Linked DNA regions of Homo sapiens: region 1 is linked to region 2. Evidence: chromatin loops called from intact Hi-C (ENCODE). Cell type or tissue: endothelial cell of umbilical vein. All regions are shown on one strand. Each heading gives the region's core, and the rest is flanking DNA. Links, peaks and the distances in the headings are about the cores only.

Evidence for each region. Hi-C counts contacts between places; a loop is a spot of excess contacts. Peaks named below come from ENCODE experiments on the same cell type or tissue, not always from the same donor. Only the 100,000 strongest peaks of a DNase experiment are listed, where the experiment ranks them.
Region 1: it touches region 2 in a loop (2.1-fold over the local background); 7 of 110 quality-filtered maps call a loop at or near these places.

What each region holds. Positions count from the first base shown.
Region 1 is chr11:77,371,331-77,382,751 of GRCh38, forward strand. It overlaps PAK1 (p21 (RAC1) activated kinase 1), which reads right to left. Exons shown (of 15, transcript NM_002576.5): 3 at 8,564-8,664; 4 at 7,911-8,058; 5 at 2,998-3,035. Among named protein-coding and RNA genes, the nearest start is that of GDPD4, 75 kb to the left of the region's middle. In endothelial cell of umbilical vein, for the core only: no CTCF peak of the experiment used is centred there; a DNase peak (open chromatin) is centred at 6,531.
Region 2 is chr11:77,541,940-77,553,360 of GRCh38, forward strand. LOC124902722 (a long non-coding RNA gene) reads right to left here and starts at 1,368. Exons shown (of 3, transcript XR_007062794.1): 1 at 1,334-1,368. RefSeq lists an enhancer at 7,204-7,273. In endothelial cell of umbilical vein, for the core only: a CTCF peak has its summit at 6,531 (motif pointing left); a DNase peak (open chromatin) is centred at 6,492.

The DNA.
Region 1 (11,421 bases), core at 2,085-10,084, 170 kb before region 2:
ATATAACCCTATTGTACATTATTCATGCCTCTCTTGCAGCCCTTATCTCCCCAGTCTGTCATTAATTTTTTTTCTCAAGGATTAAGACAGTGCACGTTCATTTTTGTGTCACTTGTATTTTGGCATAAAGAAGATACTAAGTCAATATTTAGGGTATGAGTGAATACATGAATGCTCAGGAGAGCAGAATTTTGTGCTGGTTTCTACTACTAACTCATTCAAACGTAGGGAGTGAGTCACTTAATCTTTCTGAGTCTTAATTTCTTAGGCAGCAATTATATTTGATTATTTCACAAGTGGAATCATCTGTTTGAAACCAACATGGAAAATAATGACATGCTACCATAATACAAAACATATCCTCCATGTAAAACTAGTAAGGATATATAGAGCACTGAGCTAGTGCTGGACAAATGTTCTGAACTAGGGGAGAACAATGTCCTTGACAGCCTTAGTGGTTTTAATTGTAGATACTAAACCAGTACAAGTTTTTACCAAGCAGGTGTTATCCTCCCTGCCATATGGCATGAACCCCAGGGCTCTTCCTCCTCAATAACAAACAACATAGCTACAGCTTTACTGCAGTCTCCTTTATAAGACCTCAATGACATCTTTTTTTGTTCCTTGCCACAGTGAAAAGAACCCTAAACTGAGATTCACAAGACTCAGTTGTAATGTGGTTCTAATTATAAGTCTTCAGGAAACTCTGTTTTTCTGCCTATGAAATGGAGATGACAATACTTTGTACATAAGTAATTGTGAGGCTAATCATGCTTACATAAAGTTTTTAACACCGTGCATCGCAGGCACTCAATATTGATAGCTATCACTCTTCCTACAAAAGCATAAAGACATTTGAGCCACAAAGCACAATTCGGCTTAAAGCCTCTTCTTTAATAATTTACTATTCAAAGATCCTATATTTGCAAATTCTTTCCCATCTTTTAATCACATCTCTTCTATTTGATGAAAGGCAGCACAAATCAGGGGAAAGCAGTATAGGCTGGGAATCAGATGCCTATTGCCATTAACTCTTTTCCATTTCAGTTTTATCATCTACAAGGATAATAACTTACCTCAGTAAGCTCCTGTGAGGATTCAGAGAGTCAGTAAGAAAGGATCCAACAGGTTGCAAGGCACTGAACGTGTGAATATTGTTTTTTATAATCAATATGTGTAAAAATGACTCCGAATAAACCAGTCCCCACTGGTGGAAGCATGGTTCAAAGTATTTTGATGGTGACTCGGTATTGTGTTAGAACTTAACCACTCTTCTGCTTAAGTTCTTTAAGCGTCTCATCACCTTTAAGATAAGTCAAACTCCTACATGATCTGTCCTGCTTACCAATCCTCCTCATCACCCACCTCTACTTCCTTCACTATTCACATTCTAGTCATAACCACTTCGCAGTTCCCTGTGCAAGTATGCCTCATGAACTTCCTTGCCCACATACATGCTATTCTCTTTCTGTGTGGAATACCCGCATTTCCCCTTAATCCCTGCTCTAGATAACTAACTCATTCAGCTCAGACTTTACCATCAGGAAGCTTTCTCTGACACATCCAACCTTTCATTCAGTAAATGTTTACCAAATGCCAAGACTTGCCAGATGCCAAGGATATAACAATTAACAAGTCAGAGACAGCCCCTGGCTTCATGAAGGTTAGCATGCTGCACTATAATTGTCTGTCTGTGCCTTCAAGCACAAACAGGAATCATGAAGAACTGGCTGCTTGAGGTCTTCAACCTCAAGACTGGGAGGTTCTTAGGTACTGGGACATGTCTGACCATCTCTGTAATGTCACTTATTCACACCGGACTTGGCATAGGATAAACTAGGGCTTTTGCAAATGTTTAGTAAATCAATATGGCATAACCACCTATGTACAAGAGACAACATCAGATGTAAAAAATAAATAGCAACCAGGTGTGGTGGCTCACACCTGTAATCCTAACACTTTGGGAGGTCGAGGCAGGAGGATCACTTGAAGCCAGGAGTTTGAGAACACATAATGAGAACCACATCTCTACCAAAACTTTTAAAAAATTGTCTGTCTGACAATTTGACATCACACTCAATAAGCTGAGTGTGATGGCTTATACCTGTAGTCCCAGCTATTCAGAGGGCTGGGGCAGGAGCATCATTTGAGCCCAGGAGTTTGAGTTTACACTGAGCTATGATCACACCATTGCACTCCCGCCTGGGCAACAGAGCAAAACCTCGTCTCTTTAAAAAAAAAAAAAAAAAAAAGCAGTATTCTCTTATATGCATCACATTTTACTATTTATAGGACCCTTTCAAATACATCAACATCACATTTTATCCCTGTAAGTGCCCTGGGAAATAGAATTTGTAAGTTAAGAGAGACAGAGAGATCATCTAGTTTACTCTCCAGCCAATTCTTCATGATTTCTATAACATCCATTTGAGTGTCAAAGCATTCATTACAACTTCAGAGGACAGAATGAATGACTTTAAATGAATAAAATCTGCTCCCTTCAACAATTAGTACTAATCTTGGTTTTGCAGACTCCATAGACCAAAGAGGAAATTTTCTTCTAAGTGTAGGTATCTGAAGACATGTCCAGGTGAGGGCACAGTGTATCATCCTCATTTTATTGATGAAGAAATTGAAGCTCAAAGAGGCAAACTGACTTTCCCAAGGTTCAAAGCTACAAATTAAAACTGAGTCTAAAGCCATACCTTCTGGTTCCAAAATTAGAATTTCTAGAACATTTTACGACTATTATGAATCCATAAAAATTAAAAATAAAAAAATTATCACAAAGAAAGAATTTCTAGGACATTAAAGCTGAAAGGGATACCCCCTATTTATTATATCTAATTTCTTTATTGGATAGATAGGAATTCTGAGGCCAAGGGTGCAGGAGTGACTAATATGAGTGCCTCCCAGCTCAGGCTCTGCCTCTACCACACTGTCTTGATCCTTACCTCCACATCTGCCCACATCAAAATAGAGTAAATAAAGACTTACCAAGGCATTAGAAGAATTGTAATCCTCAGCTGACTTATCTGCACAGGAAGAAAAACAAGGGACTTAGTCAATAACAGTTACAGTTAAATTTTTCTGGACAGCAAAAGAAGTCTATCTGGTCAAGCACGTGCCAGATTCAGAGAATAGTAATAGTATGACTGGTACTACAGGCTAGATATCATGCTAAATGCATTATACATATCACCTTCTTTAATCCTCATTATGGCTCTGAGTACTATTATTATATCTACTTTTATTGATTTGGAAACAAGTTCAGAGATGTTAAGTACAGTTGGGTGTGGCTTAGCAATGGGGTATGTTCTGTGAAATGTGTCATCAGGTAATTTGGTCATTATGTGAACATCATAGAGTGTACTTACACAAACCTAGACGGTATAGCCTGCTACATACCTGGGCTATATTGTATAGCCTATTGCTTTCTAGGCTACAAACCTGTACAGCACGTTACTGCAGGCAACTGTAACACAACGGTAAGTATTTGTATATCTAAACATAGAAAAGGTACAATAAAAAATATGGTTTACAAGGTAAATAAAAGGATACACCTATATGAGCACTTACCATAAATAGAGCCTGCAGGACTGGAAGTTGCTCTGGGTGAGTCAGTGAGTGAGTGATGAGTAAATGTGAAGGCCTAAGTAGGACATTACCAGTGTACACTTAGGCTATGCTAAATTTATTTTAAACTTCAGGAATCACTAGGTGATAAGAATTTTTCAACTCCCTTATAATATTAATTATCAGACCACCATTGTATATGCGGTCTGTTGTTGTGGCACATGACTGTTATTTGCCCAGGGTACACACAGGTTAAAGAGAGGAATTAGATTTGAATTCTGGTCTCATTCTAAATACTACGCTAGAACTGTATCCACATCATCAGCTATATCACTGTCAGGCTTAAATGGCCAAGAAAATCTGCATTCTAAAAGAAAAGGAAAGAATCCATAGCACCATCCTGAGTCATCCATGCCAAAACATGGCCAGTCTCCAGTTTCAGCTTTCATAAAGGATCCTTCTATATCCATATCTACTGCCCACAAGGACAAAAGGACTAAGGTTGAGGAAAAGAGAGGTATTGATCCTGTCAAGTCTAATTAAAGGTAGGGTCTTGTTTTCCAAGAATAGAATCAAGCTCCCTCAATGAAGCAATTACCATGTTTCACTGATTCTGAGATGTACATTTTTTCACATTAACGTCTCTGAAACAGAGGTGTGTCCTACTTTCTAAAGCATGTTATGGTTTAATTGGCAGCTTTATTTTCTTTGATTGGTATGCAAATAATTGTACATCTTACAATCAGTGGTATCTTAGACTTCATAAAATTTGAAAGAGAGACCCAATGGAGATCTTAGGAAGAAAGTAAGTTTAAAGACCAGGTAATGTCTTCAGTTTTGTTCTTTAATTCCCCTGGGTCCAAGAAAAACTGACTGCCAATTCACCACTAATAGAATTAAGGAGGGGAAATATTCTACCAAATCCAATATATTCCTCACCAAGAACCAAGCCCAGAGAATGTACAATTCCAATTCCATCATGTAAAAAAGTGCTAGATACAGCTTCTTTGACACTACAGCAAATCATGAACCCACAAAGCAGGAAATAAGGCAAGCTCTGACAACTTGTTCTTATAACAAATCCAGAATAGCTAGCAGTATTCTGGAGAAATAAATTCAGGATATACTTTAAACATAATTCGTTTGTTTTTTCTTGTCCAAAAGACTATAGACTATCAACTTTGGCAGAGTACAACACTATGCCTTCACTGCACTACCCCCAACTTTACGTACTGCTAGTATTTTTGAAGATTGGGTATTTTGGTAATAGGCATACTTGTTATGTCATATAAAAATAAGTAAACACTCCCTTTAAAGGTGATGAACTTCTATATATCAAAATCAAATTCCAAAGCACAGAATGATGGAACAGAAAGTGCTTCCAGCACTTTCATTTTACAGATGAGCAAAATGAGGTGCAGAAAAGGAAAAAGATTGGTTCAAGGTCACGTAAGTCAGTGGCAAAATAGGGCTAAGACCCAGTTGAGTTGTCAATCTAGTCTACTTTTTCCCTATTACATTAGCTACTAACAGGTATAAAAAATTAAGTGTTGCCAGGCACATGGCTCACGCCTGTAATCCCAGCACTTTGGGAGGCCAAGGTGGGTGGATCATGAGGTCAATAGGTCAAGACCAGCCTGGCCAATATGGTGAAACCCCATCTCTACTACAAATACAAAAATTAGCCAGGCATAGTGGCATGCACCTGTAGTCCCAGCTACCTGGGAGGCTGAGGCAGAAGAATTGCATGAACCCAGGAGGCAGATGTTGCAGTGAGCCGAGATCGCGCTGCTGCACTCCAGCCTGGGTGACAGAGTGAGACTCCATCTCAAAAAAAAAAAAAAAAAAATTAAGTGTTGAAAAAATAGAAATACTTGACAAAAAAATTAGCATGGAAGATTGTGCTTCGGTTATAGGCAGCAAAGGAGTTAAAGGCCCAACTTAAAATACATTTCCATCATGTATCAGCTGAGTCACTTGGGGTATGTCATTTAACTTCTCTGAGCCTAATTAATTTCTTTGAGTATATAAAATGAGCATAATAGTCCTTGCCCTGCCAATCTAAGGCCATCATAAGAATCACATGAGGGAGCCAGGCTCAGTGGCTCACACCAGTAATCCCAGAACTGTGGGAAGCCAAGGTGAGCAGGTCACTTGAGGTCAGGAGTTCCAGACCAGCCTGGCCAACATGGTGAACTGTCTCTATTAAAACACAAAAATTAGCTGGGGGTGGTGGTGCATGCCTGCAGTCCCAGTTACTCAGGAGGCTGAGGCAGGAGAATCACCTGAGCCCAGGAGGCACAGGCTGCAGTGAGCCAAGATCACACCACAGGACTCCAGCAAAAGAATCACATGAGGTAATTCACATGTGAGCATATACAAATGAGGTAGTATTATCATAACTAATAGTATAAGAGGATGGTAAATAGGGAAAGGAGAGATATGACACTTAAAAAAACCTATACCAAATATGCAATTTTGCCTAGAGTTGGCCCTAGTCTTCAACTTATAGAAAATTAAAATTCTTGCATACATATATATACATGTGCACAAATTTATACATACAAAAGTAGATGTACACACGTATCTGTACATATACACTCAATATTATTCATATGTGCATGCATGAATGAACATACACATAATTACCTGAATGTTTATATTTATACATATGTTCGTTCATGAATACCTGAGTGGACTTTATCTTTGTTCATGAATACTTAAGTAGGCTTTAATTCCAAATATATGCAAACCCACAGGGCTATGTCTCTGTTTACATACACATTTACATGCCACTAGCACATATTTACATACATACATGCAGGAAAGATCCTTGCAAAGACTTGGCCACTGAGGTTTTCAAAGACAGCCTCTAACCTGATGTTTCCATGACAAGTTCCTTAAACACAAACTCTAATTTCCTGACTAGAAAACTTTCCCACTCAGTAGCCCTCCAGCCCAATTCCTCCTTGAAATGACTCAGTCCCTCAATGGAGTAAGTGAGACAGACTCAGCGGGGCCAGACGAGAGGAAGGAAATACTGCTGGGCACATGCATGGCCCTCTCCTGGGCACCACCATAGCAGCATGAGTGAAGCTGCAGCCTGTCATCTCCACCATCTGTGCCCTTGAAACAAGCCAGATACTGGCTGGGGAAAGCATCCTTCAAAATTCACTAGTTCATCCTGGTTCTCACCTTCCCAACAATACTGCCATTTGAAGGAGGCAACATGAGTAAAGAGCCTAGAAATTAAAAGATTAGCCCACTATTAATTTAGCATATTAGAAAGGCCTTCTTTGGTTCTCACACCTGCAAAACAATGGAAAGCTGGTCCGCTGTGGAAGGAGAGCCTCCAAATAACATTATTAGGGGCAAGTAGTAAATTCAAAAGGTGATGTTACAGGAATTAGGAGACCTGGGTTCTAATCCCAATTCTGCTATTAAAAACACTCTGAAAAATATAGTCCCTTCTACCGAGGGTACATCTAAAGAAACTTATTCTTTATTGGCCTGTTTTTCATTTAACTAATAAAAATTAGTTCCCTGAGGAAGACATACATTAATGTTATTAAATAACTAATAATAATATTAACAATAATGATGACAATGATAGCTACATTTCTATGGTGATGTTTTACAACTTATAAAGAACTCTCACATCAATCAGCTCACTTATTTCTCACTATAACCTCTTTTTTTTGAGACAGGGTCTCACTCTGTTGCCCAGGCTGGAGTGTAGTGGTGTGATCCTTGCTCACTGCAACTCCACCTCCCAGGCTCAAGTGATCCCTTCTCCTCAGCTTCCCAAGTAGCTGGGACCACAGGGATGCACCACCACACCCGGCTAATTTTTGTATTTTTTGTAGAGACAGGGTTTTGCCACGTTGCCCAGACTGGTCTCGAACTCCTGACCTCAAGCGATCCTCTTGCCTTGGCCTCCCAAAGTGTTGGGATTACAGGCGTGAGGCACTGCGCCCAACCATTTCTCACTACAGCCTCTTGAGATAGGAATTCCCATTTTGAGATGCAAAGAAATGAAGTGACTGGTAGAACCTAGTAAAGGTCAGAATCTAGACCTTCTAGCATAAAACCTGTGTTCTCTCTATATAATACCATGCTATTTTTAAAAAAACGTGTGCAGTGACAGAGTGAAGACTCAAGTTTGATGCAAAGTCCATCATCTTGGCTGTCAAATTCCAAAATTCCACGTTAAAGTGCCACTTCCACTCTTTCCACTACTTTCTTCTCTCATCCCAGACTAATAGGCATGTGAGCTTTCCCACCCAGATTAAAACCATCTCTTGCTGAGACTGCCCTGGACGCAGTTCTCATACCTGTAAAGCTCATGTATTTCTGGCTGTTGGATGTCTTCTTCGAGTTGTAAAACTCCAACACATCCAGAACAGCCTGCGGGTTTTTCTTCTGCTCCGACTTAGTGATATTTGATGTCTGAAGCAAGCGGGCCCACTGCTCTGGCATTCCCTGTAAGAGAGACATGCAAGACTAACAGGAAGGCACAGTCACAGGGGAGCCTGAAAGAACATCAGAGCTAACTTTGACACTTGCTAGCAGCAAAAGATGCATTTATTAGTCATTCCTTTCTCTCTATACTCTCAGAGTTTACACAAGCCTCTTTTATAATATCTTTCTCATTGAATTAGTCATTTCTTAAGATGTCTGCTCCTTCACCAGGCTATACCTCCAGGATGGTAGGATAGGATGTTGTTCCTGCATGATCAGTGCCCCACACAGAGCCTGCTACCAAGCCTACCATTTAACAGAGGTTTATTATTTAAGGAACGGAGATGGAAAGGCTTCTCTGGATACAATTTTGGCGATGAAAGTGTCCCACTCATGAACGTGAGAAAATTGTAATCAGGGTCTCAGGCAAAGATAGAAGCATCAGGAAGATGAGAAAGGGTTGAATCTAACAGTGCACAGCCAGAACTCTAAAAGACTAAAGACCTTTCTGTGACCCAGGACTTACCGTAAACTCCCCTGTGACAGCATCAAAACCGACATGAATTGTGTGTTCAAAATCTGAAGGGAGAGAAATCTCTGGCCGCTCTTTCTCTTTCTTTTTATTTGCTGCAAGAGAAACAGGCAAAAGGAAATAAAAAACAGGAACATTATTGTTTTTAGGCTTATTTTAGCTCTTTATTGAGCTGTAGTCTCCTTGAGAGGGCAAAGTCTATCTATTAATATTTCACATATGTAGAAGAGCTCAGTTACGGATCTGGATTGGAGCAGATACTCAATGCATGTTTAAAGACTTAATTTCTTGTTGAACTAAAGTACGGGAGGTGGCCGGGCACGGTGGTTCATGCCTGTAATCCCAGCACTTTGGGAGGCCAAGGCAGGCAGATTGCTTGAGTCCAGGAGTTCAAGACCAGCCTAGGCAACATGGCAAAACCCTGTCTCTGCAAAAATACAAAAATTAGCTAGACATGGTGGTGCATGCCTGTAATGCCAGCTACTTGTGAAGCTGAGGCAAGAGGATCATTTGAGCCCAGGATGTAGAGGTTGCAGTGAGCTGAGATCACGCCACTGCATTCCAGCCTGGGTGACAGAGTGAGGCCCTGTCTCAAAAAAACAAAAAACAATAAAATAAAGGGAGAGGCAAAAAGATCGTCTGTCAGAGTTAACAGTTCTGGTTTTACCAGTAACTAGCCAGTTGATATAGAGTAAGTCATCTTTTTTGTGAAGCCCTCCTTGATCTCTAGGCTGGGTGGTTCTTTACCCTCTCTGTTCCCACAGCACCCAATATATGTAATAGTAATTGACTATTATAAGTGTTTATCTTCCATACCAGACTGAATTCTAAGTGCAGAGGCCATGTCAAATTAATCACAGCTTCCCAGAGGCTAGCACACACCTGGACAAAGTAGGTGCTCAGACAGTAAGTGAAGAAAGGAAAAAATGACCAGACATTTAACTCAACTGGGCAAGGAGTTTAAAGAATCTGCCTAAGACACAAAAATTCTCTCCAGGGCAGGAATAAATGTTCATTTCAGCAGCTCTGGCCTGACTTTCACAACACTTGTTACCCAGCACCTGTGAACCTTATTTTAAAACCCTGCTGTCTGGGAGCTCAACACACTAACCAAAAGAAATTCTGAAGTTCTAACACCTCCACAGACCCAGCAAAACCCTGATAAAAGGTAGCAAAATGAGAAGGAAAAAACAAAAAGGTCTAGAGTTCAAGCCAGTTTCACCTCTACCTCACCACAGAGTGTGTGTGTGTGTGTGTGTGTGTGTGTGTGTGTGTGTAGAGAGAGAGAGAGAAAGAGAGACCAGGATCTCTGCTTTCTCATCTAAACAAGGGAGAGGATGAGCTAGATGATCTTAAGGGTCCCTCAAGCACCTACATTCTGTGAATCTATGAAAACAAGAAACTATGCTTTCTCAAAGCTCTGCAGTTAAGATTCCTTCCTGAGATGGCATCCCACAGTTTTAAATAGGTATTTCATACATATCATCTAATACAATCACCACAATCCTGAGGTAAGTTTTACTTGTAGATTAGAAAATTTGGGAGCAGACTTGCCTACAATCATTAAGTAATTAAAATCCAAAAAGTCTGGCATCAAAGCCAAGGCTCTTCACATTCTATTTTACCTCCCCTAAAAAATTTCAAGTTGAATCAAGAAAACATACTTCAGTGTAGTAAGAAGAAATGACATTAAGAACTTGCCATGTATACAAACCATGATGTCAATATAGTATTTTTCTTCATTCTTACAATCCTACAAGATAGATATTACTACCGTCATTCTTACAATCCTATGAGATAAATACTACTACTGTCATTTTACAGATGAGGAAACTGAGTAATTTACTCATACAGCTACTGAGAGCTGGGATTTGAACCCAGGTCTGATTCCAAACGTTCATTCTTCAGTATCTTAATGAGAACCATTTGCCTACATGCCAAGTGCTAGGGTTTAAGCTATTTATGCACTTGGCAATTTCCCTCTCAGAAGCAGCTGCTTTGAGAAAGAGAAGGCTAAGGGGTATACCAGGGCCCCAAGTCAAGCAGTCCTTTATGACGTAAGTCCATCTGTCTTTCTCATAGCCAGAATGCACTGGAACATGTGGCAGGGCTTTGGAACTACTTTCTGTTTCTAAATTCCCTCTGATCTAGTCACTTAGGGAAGTACAATTATATTTGTGTTTTATTTCAATTTTTATTTTCTATATCTATGCATGTTTATACATTATTTCTATTATATATAATTGATATACTATATAATACATCACAGGCATGAACTGTCAAATGCATAAGAAACTTTGGTAAAGGAGACCCAAAAAGAAAGTTAGCTCAAAGCATGAGTGGTTTACAGAAAAGAGTTCCAGAGAAATGAAATCATTTAATACATGAACACACAGGGTAATGCTAAAGTCAGCTCTGCTTCTACTGAGCACTCTTTACCCTGCAACCTTTGAATATACCTCACATATTCCCACCTCCAACTTTTTGCTTGCTTTTTCTTCTCCTTGTTTGGAATGCTCTCTTCTCCTTCTCCCTATCTCAGCAATCTTTTAAAGACTGGCTCAGGTCCCACTTTTTCCAGGAAGGATTTCCTGACCTTTCTTCTTCCTGTTAATTCCCAAGACACTGAGTCTGCTACACCACCAAGCATCTAGTCATTTCCTATCTTATATAATTCCTTGCTAGTTTAAAAATCCAAAATGTAAGCTTCTTGAGGACCAAAATTACCACTTCCAATTACAATCCCTGTACTTCTGAATTTCAATACAGCACATGGCTTACTTAGTTGAAGAACACTCTAGAAAATATTAGGGAATGGCCGGGCACGGTGGCTCACGTCTGTAATCCCAGCA
Region 2 (11,421 bases), core at 2,123-10,122:
GAAATAACAGAGTAGAATTGAAGAATGATAGACTTTGACAGTTTTGAAGGATATATCCAAAGTACTTTTAGAACCCTAAATGTTCCTATGTACCACTATATCAAGAAATTTTTCTCATAAAGTGCACACATGATGCTGAGTATATAGCTACCAAGCTACACGTGCTGTAAAGGATGGACCATTAGCTGGGCTAACTTAGCAACTAACTATGTGACTTGCTTTTTTTAAGTAACACTAGAAATTGATTTCTCCCAGTTCTGGAAGCTGGGAAGTCTGAGATCAGGGTGTTGCAGGGTCAGGTTCTGGTGAGGGACTTCTGGGTTGCAGGCCGCTGACCTCTCATTGCATCCTCACATGTTAAAGAGCAGAGCCCACCAGCCTGCCTTTTCATGTCCATGTCCTAGTGTGCAGGATTCAGATTTAGGTCTCAGAAAAATGAACATGACCACCGTTTACTCAGGAATGGTAAAAGCCTTGAATGTTAAATCCATAAATATCTACTGCCCACAGCAGTTCCATTTGGCTGCAGTGCTCAGCATGAATCATCCCAGAGATGAATCCTGCTTATTTTAAGATGAATGAGAACATTCTATCATTTGTTGGAAATTTCTTAATATTTCTTCTACTTTGATGAATCACTTCTGCATGAACATACCCCATGTTTTGTCTTCTCTCCTATCCCACCTCTTAGCTAAAACAAAGGGAAAATGGATTTGCAGATCAAGAACTGGAGAGGCCCAGCCCTTCAGGAGGCCTCGTAGGCCTCTGCTGACCGTCAGAAGAGTGGCCCATAGTAGCTCCCCGACCATAGGTCAAGAAATACTGTCTTTCTTTTTTTTTTTTTTTTTTTTTTTTTGAGATGCAGTCTCGCTCTTGTTGTCTAGGCGCAATCTCGGCTAATTGCAACCTCTACCTCCCAGGTTCAAGCGATTCTCGTGCCTCCGCCTCCTGAGTAGCTGGGATTACAGGTGCCCGCCACAACACCTGGCTAATTTTTGTATTTTTAGTAGAGATGGGATTTCACCATTTTGGCCAGGCTGGTCTCAAGCTCCTGCCCTCAGGTGATCCGCCCATCTTGGCCTCCCAAAGTGCTGGGATTACAAACGTGAGCCACCGTGCCCGGCCTGAAATACTCTTTTAAGTACAAGCCTTAGAGATAAGCATGACCTTACAGTACTGACTGGGGGAAAAAACCTCTAACCTTGGTCACATCCCAGTTTCTCTCTCCTGCTGCCTCTGGCAGCCTTTAAGCTGTAGAAGAGGAGATTGCAGAAAGAAACACATTTAAGCCGGGCACGGTCTCTATTTTTGTACTAAAAATACAAAAAATTACCCGGGCGTGGTGGTGCATGCCTGTAATCCCAGCTACTCGGGAGGCTGTGGCAGGAGAATCACTTGAACCTGGGAGGCGGAGGTTGCAGTGAGCTGAGGTCGCACCATTGAACTCCAGTCTTGGCAACAACAGCGAAACTCCATCTCAAAAAAAAAGAAGAAACACATTTAAGATTGCACAAAAAAGCAATGACAAAAACAACAGCAAAAAAACACAAAACCGTGGTCTCCACTGCTTGACTCACTGCCAGAAATAGTAGGCACTGGCCAGGCACAGTGGCTCACGCCTGTAATCCCCACACTTTGGGAGGCCAAGGCAGGCAGATCACTGGAGGTCAGGAGTTCAAGACCAGCCTGGCCAACATGGTGAAACCCCGTCTCTACTAAAAATACAAAAATTAGCTGGGCATGATGACATGCACCTGTAATCCCAGCTACTCAGAAGGCTGTGGCAGGAAAATCATTTGAACCCGGGAGGCGGAGGTTGTACTGCACTCTAGCCTGGGCGATAGAGTGAGACTCCATCTCAAAAAAAAAAAAAAAAAAAAAAAAAGTAGGCACTGAAAGAACAAAACCAGGAAGAACCTTTGTCCACCAAGCAAAGCCCTGATGAATAACTGACTAACTGAAGCCTAACTAGGTTTTCAGAAGCTGCAACTGAGGGCTTCAGCAGGCAGGAGCCATGATCAGAGCACTGAGGATTTGAGAAGAAATAAGAACCGATTCGACTCATGGCCACTATCTTGAGATACTAATACTGCAAATCCAATTCTGACAAAAACCTCCAAAACCAAAAAGACACTGTCCTACTTATTAGAAAAATAGTTTTCTATCCTCTTGGTGTTGTAACACATTGAATGGATACTGCAAAAAGAATTAAAGCTGTGCTTCAGCAGATTGCTTAAATCATGAATTAAAAAGGGAGAAAACATTTTTTTTTCAGTAATCCTTGAACTTCATCTCTAAAGGCCTTAAAATATGTAAATTGATAGACTATTGGTCAGCCGTTAAATGTGATCCTTAGGAAGGCTACATAGAGGCGGGCAGATAGCTTGGGCCCAGGAGTTTGAGACCAGCCTCGGCAACATGGACAAACCTTGTATCTACTAAAAATAGAAAAATTAGGCTGGGCGCGATGGCTCATGCCTGTGATCCCAGCACTTCGGGAGGCCAAGGTGGGCGGATCACCTGAGATCAGGCGAGACCAGCCTGACCAACATGGAGAAACTCCATCTCTACTAAAAATACAAAATTAGGTGTGGCAGCTACTCAGGAGGCTGAAGCAGGAGAATCACTTGAACCCGGGAGGCGGAGGTTGTGGTGAGCTGAGACTGAGCCATTGCACACCAGCCTGGGCAACAAGAGTGAAACTCCATCTCAAAAAAAAAAGAAAAGAAAGAAAGAAGATAGAAAAATTAGCTGGGCGTGGTTCTGTTGTCCCAGCTACTTGGGAGGCTAAGGTGGGAGGATCACCTGAGCCCAGGACACGGAGGTTGCAGTGAGCTGAGGCCACACCACGTTACTCTACTCCAGACTGGGCCACAAACCAAGACCCTGTCTGAAAAAAAAAAAGGCTACATAGGGCTGGGCATGGTGGTTCAAGCCTGTAATCCTAGCACTTTGGGAGGCAGGAGGATCACTTGAGCTCAGGAGTTCAAGAACAGCCTGAGCAACGTAGTGAGATCTTGCCTCTACAAAAAATTTTAAAATTAGCCAGATGTGATGGCACACACCTGTGGTCCCAGCTACTCGGGAGGCTGAGACGGGAGGATTGCTTGAGCCCAGGAGGTCGAGGCTGCAGCGAGTTATGATCACACCACTGTATTCCAGCCTGAGGGACAGTAAGACCCTCTCTAAAAAAAAAAAAAAAAAAGAAAAAAAAAGAGGGCTACATAGAAACATGAGTAAATGATCCTTAAATAATGTTGAGTGAAAATAATCAAAATAATAGCCTACGTTTATTTACGATAGAATTTACAAAGAAAAATATGTACTATGAGTATGAATTACAATGAAAATAGTTGTATTAGAATACGAGACTTGGGGTAATCTTTTTTATTTTCTTGAAAATTTTCTTTGATATTCTTAACATAGCAACTGATCAATTAAAATAAATATAATCAAGTAAAGACAAACTATGGCCAGGCGTGGTGGCTCATGCCTGTAATCCCAGCACTTTGGGAGGCTGAGGCAGGAGGATCACTTGAGGTCAGGAGTTCGAGACCAGCCTGGCCAACATGGCAAAACCCTGTTTCTACTAAAAAAAAAAAAAAAAAAATTAGCTGGGCATGGTGGCATGTGCCTGTAGTCCTAGCTACTCGGGAGGCTAAGTATGAGAATCGCTTGAAGCGGGAGGTGGAGGTTGCAGTGAGCCAAGATTGACCCACTGCATTCCAGTCTGGGTGACAGAGCAAGACTCTGTCTCAAACAAAAACAAAAACAAAAACAAACAAACAAACAAAAAATAAAAACAAACTAATGAATACCCAAATTACACATGATTACATATGAAATATTGATTTTCATGTGCTCTGTCCCGTGTCCAAGTTTATAACAGAAAGTATTGATGGGAAATTTGACTTTTATGAGAAACCACAAGTAAATCACTCTAAAAATATAAGTTTTTTAAAAAGCTGAAAATGAGGGATTTGGGTGTGAAAGTGTAAAAAGAAAACCTAACTTAAAGCAATATGTCACCAGGCACAGTGGCTCATGCCTGTAATCCCAGCACTTTGGGAGGCCGAGGTGGGGGGATCACCTGAGGTCAGTAGTTTGAGACCAGCCTGGCCAACATGGTGAAACCCCATCTCTACTAAAAATACAAAATTAGCCAGGCATGGTGGCGGCCACCTGTAATTCCAGCTACTCAGGAGGCTGAGGCTGGAGAATCACTTGAACCTGGGAGGTGGAGGTTGAGCAAGCCGAGATTGCACCCCTGCACTCCTCCAGCCTGAGCGACAGAGCAAGACTCCATCTCAAAAAAAAAAAAAAAAAAAAAAAAAGCAATATTTATATCAGACACAGGACAGGAGGGGACCATGTTGTCCCTTCTGCTGTTCTAGGGAGCCCCATGCAAGGCTCACAGTGTGGTGGTTTTGCAGTTGGGGACCTCTGTATCCAGACTCCAGCTCCATCACTTCCTGGCTGTTGGTCCTTGGTCCAGTTATTAAGCTCTCTAATCCTCAGCTTCCTCCTTTGTAAAGTGGAGATGGAGATAACCTATCTCATTAGATAGTCTTAAACAGTATAAGGCATGTAAAGCAAGCACCTAGCACCTTGCCTAATAGGCAACTCTTCAGTAAATGCTAGTTCCCTTGTCTCTCCAATCTCTTCTCAAAAATGTACCATGTAGAGTGCAGTGGCTCATGCCTGTAATCCCAGCATTTTGGGAGGCTGAGGTGGGCGGATCACGAGGTCAGGAGTTCGAGACCAACCTGACCAACATGGTGAAACCCTGTCTCTACTAAAAATACAAAAATTAGCCGGGCGTGATGGCGCACACCTGTAATCCCAGCTACTCAGGAGGCTGAGGCAGGAGAATCGCTTGAACCCGGGAGGCGGAGGCTACAGTGAGCTGAGATCGTGCCACTGCACTCCAGCCTGGGCAACAGAGCGAGACTCTGTCTCAAAAAAAAAAAAAAAAAAGTACCATGTAAAATTGGACCTACCTGTGACTGAGTTAGTCATCAGGTTATTAGGGATTTATCACTTATTGACTGCCCACTAGCAGACTCAGTGCCTGTAACATAGTAGGCTCCAAGTAAAGATATGTTTGATGGATGGACAAATGGATGGATGGATGGATGGATGACTCAATCTCTGTCTTTAGATCCCTAGAAGAAGAGACACTTGTTTGTTCTATATATACATTTTTTCATTTCTTTTAATTTTTTAATTTTTTATTTTTGTGGGTACATAGTCAGTGTATATATTTGTTTCCTTCCCTCCCTTCCTTCCGTTCCTTTGTTCCTTCCTTCCTTCCTCTCTTTCTCTCTCCCTTCCTTCCCTTCCCTTCCTCCTTCCCTCCCTCCTTCCCTTCCCTTCCCCTTCCTTCCTTCCTTCCTTCCTCTCTCTCTCTTTCTTTCTTTCTTTCTCTTTCTTTCTCTCTCTCTCTTTCTTTCTCTCACTTTGTTGCCCAGGCTGCAATCGCGGTTCACTCCAACCTCTGCCTCCCAGGTTCAAGCCATCCTCCCACCTCAGCCTCCTGAGTAACTGGGCACGCACCACTGCACCCGGCCAGTTCTTGTATTTTTTGTAGAGATGGGGTTTTGCCACATTGTCCAGGCTGGTCTCAAACTCCTGGGCTCAAGGGATCCACCTGCTTTGGCCTCTTAAAGTGCTAGGCGTGAGTCACCACACCTGGCCTTGTCCTATATATTTCTAAAGAATACATTTGAGACCAGGAAGTGCAGTATTAATCTCTCTTTGTTATTTTATTTTTATTTTTTTGAGATGAGGTCTTGCTCTGTTGCTCAGGCTGAAGTGCAGTGGCACAATCATGGCTCACTGCAACCTCTGCCTCCTGGGCTCAAGCCATCGTCCCACCTCAGCCACCTGAGTAGCTGGGACTACAGGCATGTGCCACCATGTCCAACTAATTTTTAAATTTTTTTTATTGGCAGGGTCTCACCATTTTGCCCAGGCTGGTCTTGAATCCCTGGGCTCAAATGATCAGCCCACCTCAACCTCCCAAAGTGCTGGAATTACAGGCATGAACCGCCTGCCCTGGCCTCTTTGTTATTTTGATCAGAGAAAGTGGGTTTGGCTAAACGAAGTCCAGGCTCTTGGGGAGAAGCCCTTGGGAAGAATAGAAGTGAAAAGGAGGCTTCTCTGAGCCAGTCAAACGCTCTCCAGATCTTCAGACTCTGCTGTTCTCACATCCCTAGGCCCAGATACACTTAGTTTCTTTCTGGAGTAGGTAGAAGCTACAAGGAAGCAGTTTTCACATAAAATCAAGAACGATATTCTAATAAACTGACCACACATGGAAAAAGTGCTTCGAAAAAAGGGAGTTTCTCATCACCAGCCCCTGAGATGGAAGAAATATTGCCATAGTTGTTGTTATGTCAGGGAGGGAATTCTAGCTTTGAATTGGTAGTTAGATGAGAAAAACTCCTTTCAGCCTGAGATTTTGTGACTTCATTTATGAGACACTCACGCTCTCACAACTAGGCTTTCGACTGCCACCTAGAGGCTTACTTATGGAAAAGAGAATAAATATTACTACAAATCTGAACCCGAAGAGAACGCTGTTCTTCTTCATTTTGAATTTTCAACTCCGCTTGGGCCTACAGGCATCCCTTCCCTAGGTATTTCTAAGGGCAGAATCTCATAACAGACTAAATGTTATGCTCTTGCAATATCAACACAACTCAACACAGCTACAGGGCAAGGACAGAAACACAGAGGAAGCGTCTTCTCTTTCTCAGCCTCAGAGATAAGGAAGCAAGTAATATACACGACAAAATAAATTACAATGTGAGTTAGACTTTGCCAAACAGCTAATGCAGGTGATTATTGCCATGAAAGTTGAGTCAATGAAGGGATCCCTGTGGTCTGGGGTGGAAGGGCTTTTGGGGAGGGAGTAGAATTAGAGCTAGCTCTTGATGAAGAAATAACCTGGGGAAGGTAAGATGGAGCAGGAACAGATGGAGGTGAGTGTAGCTAAACAGCGTAGGCTTTGGAGTCCAAAAGACTGCATCAAATTCTGAACTGTCTTCACTAGCTGTGACTTTAGCTACTCTCTTAAAGTCTCTGAGCAGCAGCTTCCTCCTCTTATAATGGGGATATGCTCACCTTTCTTGAAAGCATGTTGTTTGGATTAGAGATAATATATGTAAAGTAGCACAATAATAAACACTCACATTGTTGTTGGCATTGCTGTGGATTAGACACCGGGGTGGACCTGGTATGGGCTGAGCCTTTGTGGAAGCACATGAAGTGAGGCCAAGGCAGTGTCGAGTGCTGAGAGAACCCATGACTAGGAGTCAGCAGACCTCAGTTTGAGTTCTTGATTTCATGTCACCAGGCAAATCACTTTCATTTTCTCCAGGCTTGTCTTTCGCATCTGTACAGTGAGGGTATTGGTCTGGAGAAATAATTCTCTACCCTGGCTACTTAGTACATGAGGAGACTGAAAATCACCTGGTGACCATTGAACAGGCCCCAGAGAAAAAGCTCCTTACCTGAGAATTTAGAATTTAGAAGGGAGCAAATAGCACCTGGTGACCATCAAACAGGCCATCCAGAGGCAAAACTCCTTATCTGGGGAAAATTAGATGTAATTAGACTTCCCTACTTTCCAAAGCAGGTATCTGGTTCCTCTGGTTTTTGGTAAAAGATGTGCTCTGGATTACCTCCTAGCTGAAGAGGGAGGAGTCTTTGCTGTCATCAACAAAACCTGTTGCACCTACATTAATGTGTCCGGAGAAGTGGAAACTGATGTCCAAGAAATTTTCAAACAAGCTAAATGACTACACACACTTTCCCAAAGTAACCAAGACTGGACCAAAACTTTTACTAATTGGTTTCCAAAAATCACTTGGCTTCTCCCATTCCTTGGACCTTTGTTCCTTGTCATTCTTCTTTTAATATCTGATCCCTGCTTTTTTTTTTTAACATGCTCATTAAATTTATATCTTCCAGATTGCAAAGATTCCACCTACAGATGGCTATGCAATCCCAATACCAGCCTGTAACAGCAACTTCCATTTGCATGGGGCCTTTTGATGGAACCCGGTTTTCCCTGTCCTGAACGAGTTTTTCGTGACCCTTCATTCCCTTCATGACAGAGCAAGAAAGGAAAAAATGCAACCTATCCCTTCAATGCCCCCTTTCAGCAGGAAGTAACCAGACTCCACACTCCTCTTCACTGTGGTGTTTTCCCTTTCTTGAGACCCCAATTGTCAGGCCTGAGCCCAAGCTAAGTGATCATATCCCCTGCGACCTGCACATATATATCCAGATGGCCTGAAGCAACTGAAGAACCACAAAAGAAGTGAAAATAGCCAGTTCCTGCCTTAACTGATGGCATTCCACCACTGTGATTTGTTCCTGCCCCACCCTAACTGACCAATTGACCTTGTGACATTCCTTCTCCGGGGCAATGAATCTCAGGAGCTCCCCACCAAGCATCTTGTGACCCCCACTCCTGCCCACAAGAGAACAACCCCCTTTAACTGTAATTTTCCACTACCTACCCAAATCCTATAAAACTGTCCCACCCCATCTCTCTCCCTTTGCTGACTCCTTTTTCAGATTCGCCCACCTACGCCCAGGTGATTAAAAAGCTTTATTGCTCACACAAAGACTGTTTGGTGGTCTCTTCACACGGACGCATGTAACATTTGGTGCTGAAGACCTGGGACAGGGGGATTCCTTCAGGAGACTGGTCCCCTGTCCTCGCCCTCACTCCTTGAGGAGATCCACCTACGACCTTGGGTCCTGAAATCAGCCCAAGGAACATCTCACCAATTTCAAATCAGGTAAGTGGTCTCTTCACTCTCTTCTCCAGCCTCTCTCACTACCCTTCAGTCTCCCTGTGCTTCCAATTCCAGCTCTTTTTCCTCTCTAGCAGAGACAAAGGAGACACATTTTATCCGTGAACTCAAAAACTCCAACGTCGGTCACAAATTTAGGAAGACAGTCTTCCCTTGGTGTCTGATCACTGCAGGGATGCCTGCCTTGATCATTCACCCACATTCCATTGGTGTCTGATCACTGCGGGGATGCCTGCCTTGGTCATTTACCCACATTTCCTTGGTGGTAAGTCAACTGTGGGGATGCCTGCTTTGGCTGCTCACCCATATTACAGCCCAGGGCTGCTCACCCCTGCCCTCCACCCTGTGTCTCTACCTTTCTCTTTAGACTTACCTCCTTCACTATGGGCAACTTTCTGCCCTCCATTCCCCCTTCTTCTCCCTTAGCCTGTGTTCTTAAAAACCTAAAACCCCTTCAACTAACACCTGACCTAAAACCTAAACATCTTATTTTCTTCTGTAATACCACTTGGCCCCAATACAAACTCGAAAATAGTTCCAAGTGGCCAGAGAATGGCACTTTCGATTTGTCTATCCTACAAGACCTAGATAATTTTTGTCGAAAATTGGGCAAATGGTCTGAGGTGCCTGACGTCTAAGCATTCTTTACACATTGGTCCCTCCCTAGTCTCTGCTCCCAATATGACTCGTCCCAAATCTTTCTTCTTTCTCTCCTGTCTGTTCCTTCAGGCTCCACCCCAAGCTCTGAGCCCTTTGAATCCTCCTTTTCTACAGACCCATCTGACCTTTCCCCATTCCCCAGGCTGCTCCTCGCCAGGCCAAGCCAGATCTCAATTCTTCCTCAGCCTCTGCTCCTCCACCCTATAATCCTTCTATCACCTCCCCTCCTCACACCCGGTCCGGCTTACAGTTTCGTTCCGTGGCTAGCCCTCCCCTACCTGCCCAACAATTTCCTCTTACAGAGGTGGCTGGAGCTGAAGGCATAGTCAAGGTTAATGCTCCTTTTTCTTTATCCGACCTCTCCCAAATCAGTTAGCGTTTAGGCTCTTTTTCATCAAATATAAAAACCCAGCCCAGTCCATGGCCTGTTTGGCAACAACCCTTAGACACTTTACCACCCTAGATCCAGAGGGGCCAGAAGGCCGTCTTATTCTTAATATGCATTTTATTATCCAATCCACTCCTGACATTAGAAAAAGCTCCAAAAATTAGATTCCGGCCCTCAAACCCCACAACAGGACTTAATTAACCTTGCCTTCAAGGTGTACAATAATAGAGAAGAGGCAGCCGAGCGGCAGTGTATTTCTCAATTGCAATTACTTGCCTCCACTGTGAGAGAAACCCCAGCCACATCTCCAGCACATAAGAACTTCAAAACGCCTAAACCATAGCAGTCAGGCATTCCTCCTGGACTTTTTCCCCCAGGATCTTGCTCCAAGTGCTGGAAATCTGGCCAGTGGGCCAAGGAATGCCCACAGCCTGGGATTCCTCCTAAGCCATGTCCCATCTGTGCAGGACCCCACTGGAAATCAGACTGTCCAACTTGCCCAGCAGCCATTCCTAGAGCCCCTGGAACTCTGGCCCAAGGCTCTCTGACTGACTCCTTCCCAGATCTTCTCGGCTTATCAGCTGAGGACTGACGCTGCCCAATCGCCTCGCAAGCCTCCTGGACCATCACAGACACTTCAGGTAACTGCTACAGTGGAGGGTAAGTCCATCCCTTTCTTAATTGATAAGGAGGCTACCCACTCCACATTACCTTCTTTTCAAGGGCCTGTTTCCCTTGCCTCCATAACTGTTGTGGGTATTGACGGCCAGGCTTCTAAACCTCTTAAAACTCCCCCACTCTGGTGCCAACTTGGACAACATTCTTTTATGCACTCTTTTTTAGTTATCCCCACCTGCCCAGTTCCCTTATTAGGCCGAGTCATTTTAACCAAATTATCTACTTCCCTGACTATTCCTGGGCTACAGCCACATCTCATTGCTGCACTTTTACCCAACTCAAGGCCTCTTTTACATCCTCCCCTTGTATCTCCCTACCTTAATCCATAATTATGGGATACCTCTACTCCCTCCTTGGTGACCAATCATGCATACCTTATCATCCTGTTAAAACCTAATCACCCTTACCCCACTCAATGCCAATATCCCATCCCATGGCATGCTTTAAAAGGGTTACAACTCCCCTATCCTACCTGTCCAAAAACTGGACAAGTCTTGCAGGTTGGTTCAGGATCTTTACCTTATTAATCAAATCATCCTTCCCATCTATCCTATAGTGCCAAACCCATATACTCTCCTATCCTCAATACCTCCCTCCACAACCCATTATTCTGTTCTGGATCTCCAAGATGCTTTCTTTACCATTCCTTTACACCCTTCATCCCAGCCTCTCTTCGCTTTCACTTGGACTAACCCTGACACCCATCAGTCTCAGCAACTTACCTGGGCTGTACTGCTGCAAGGCTTCAGGGACAGCCCTCATTACTTCAGCCAAGCTCTTTCTCATGATTTAATTTATTTCCACCCATGTGCTTCTCACCTTATTCAATATATTGATGACCTTCTACTTTGTAGCCCCTCCTTT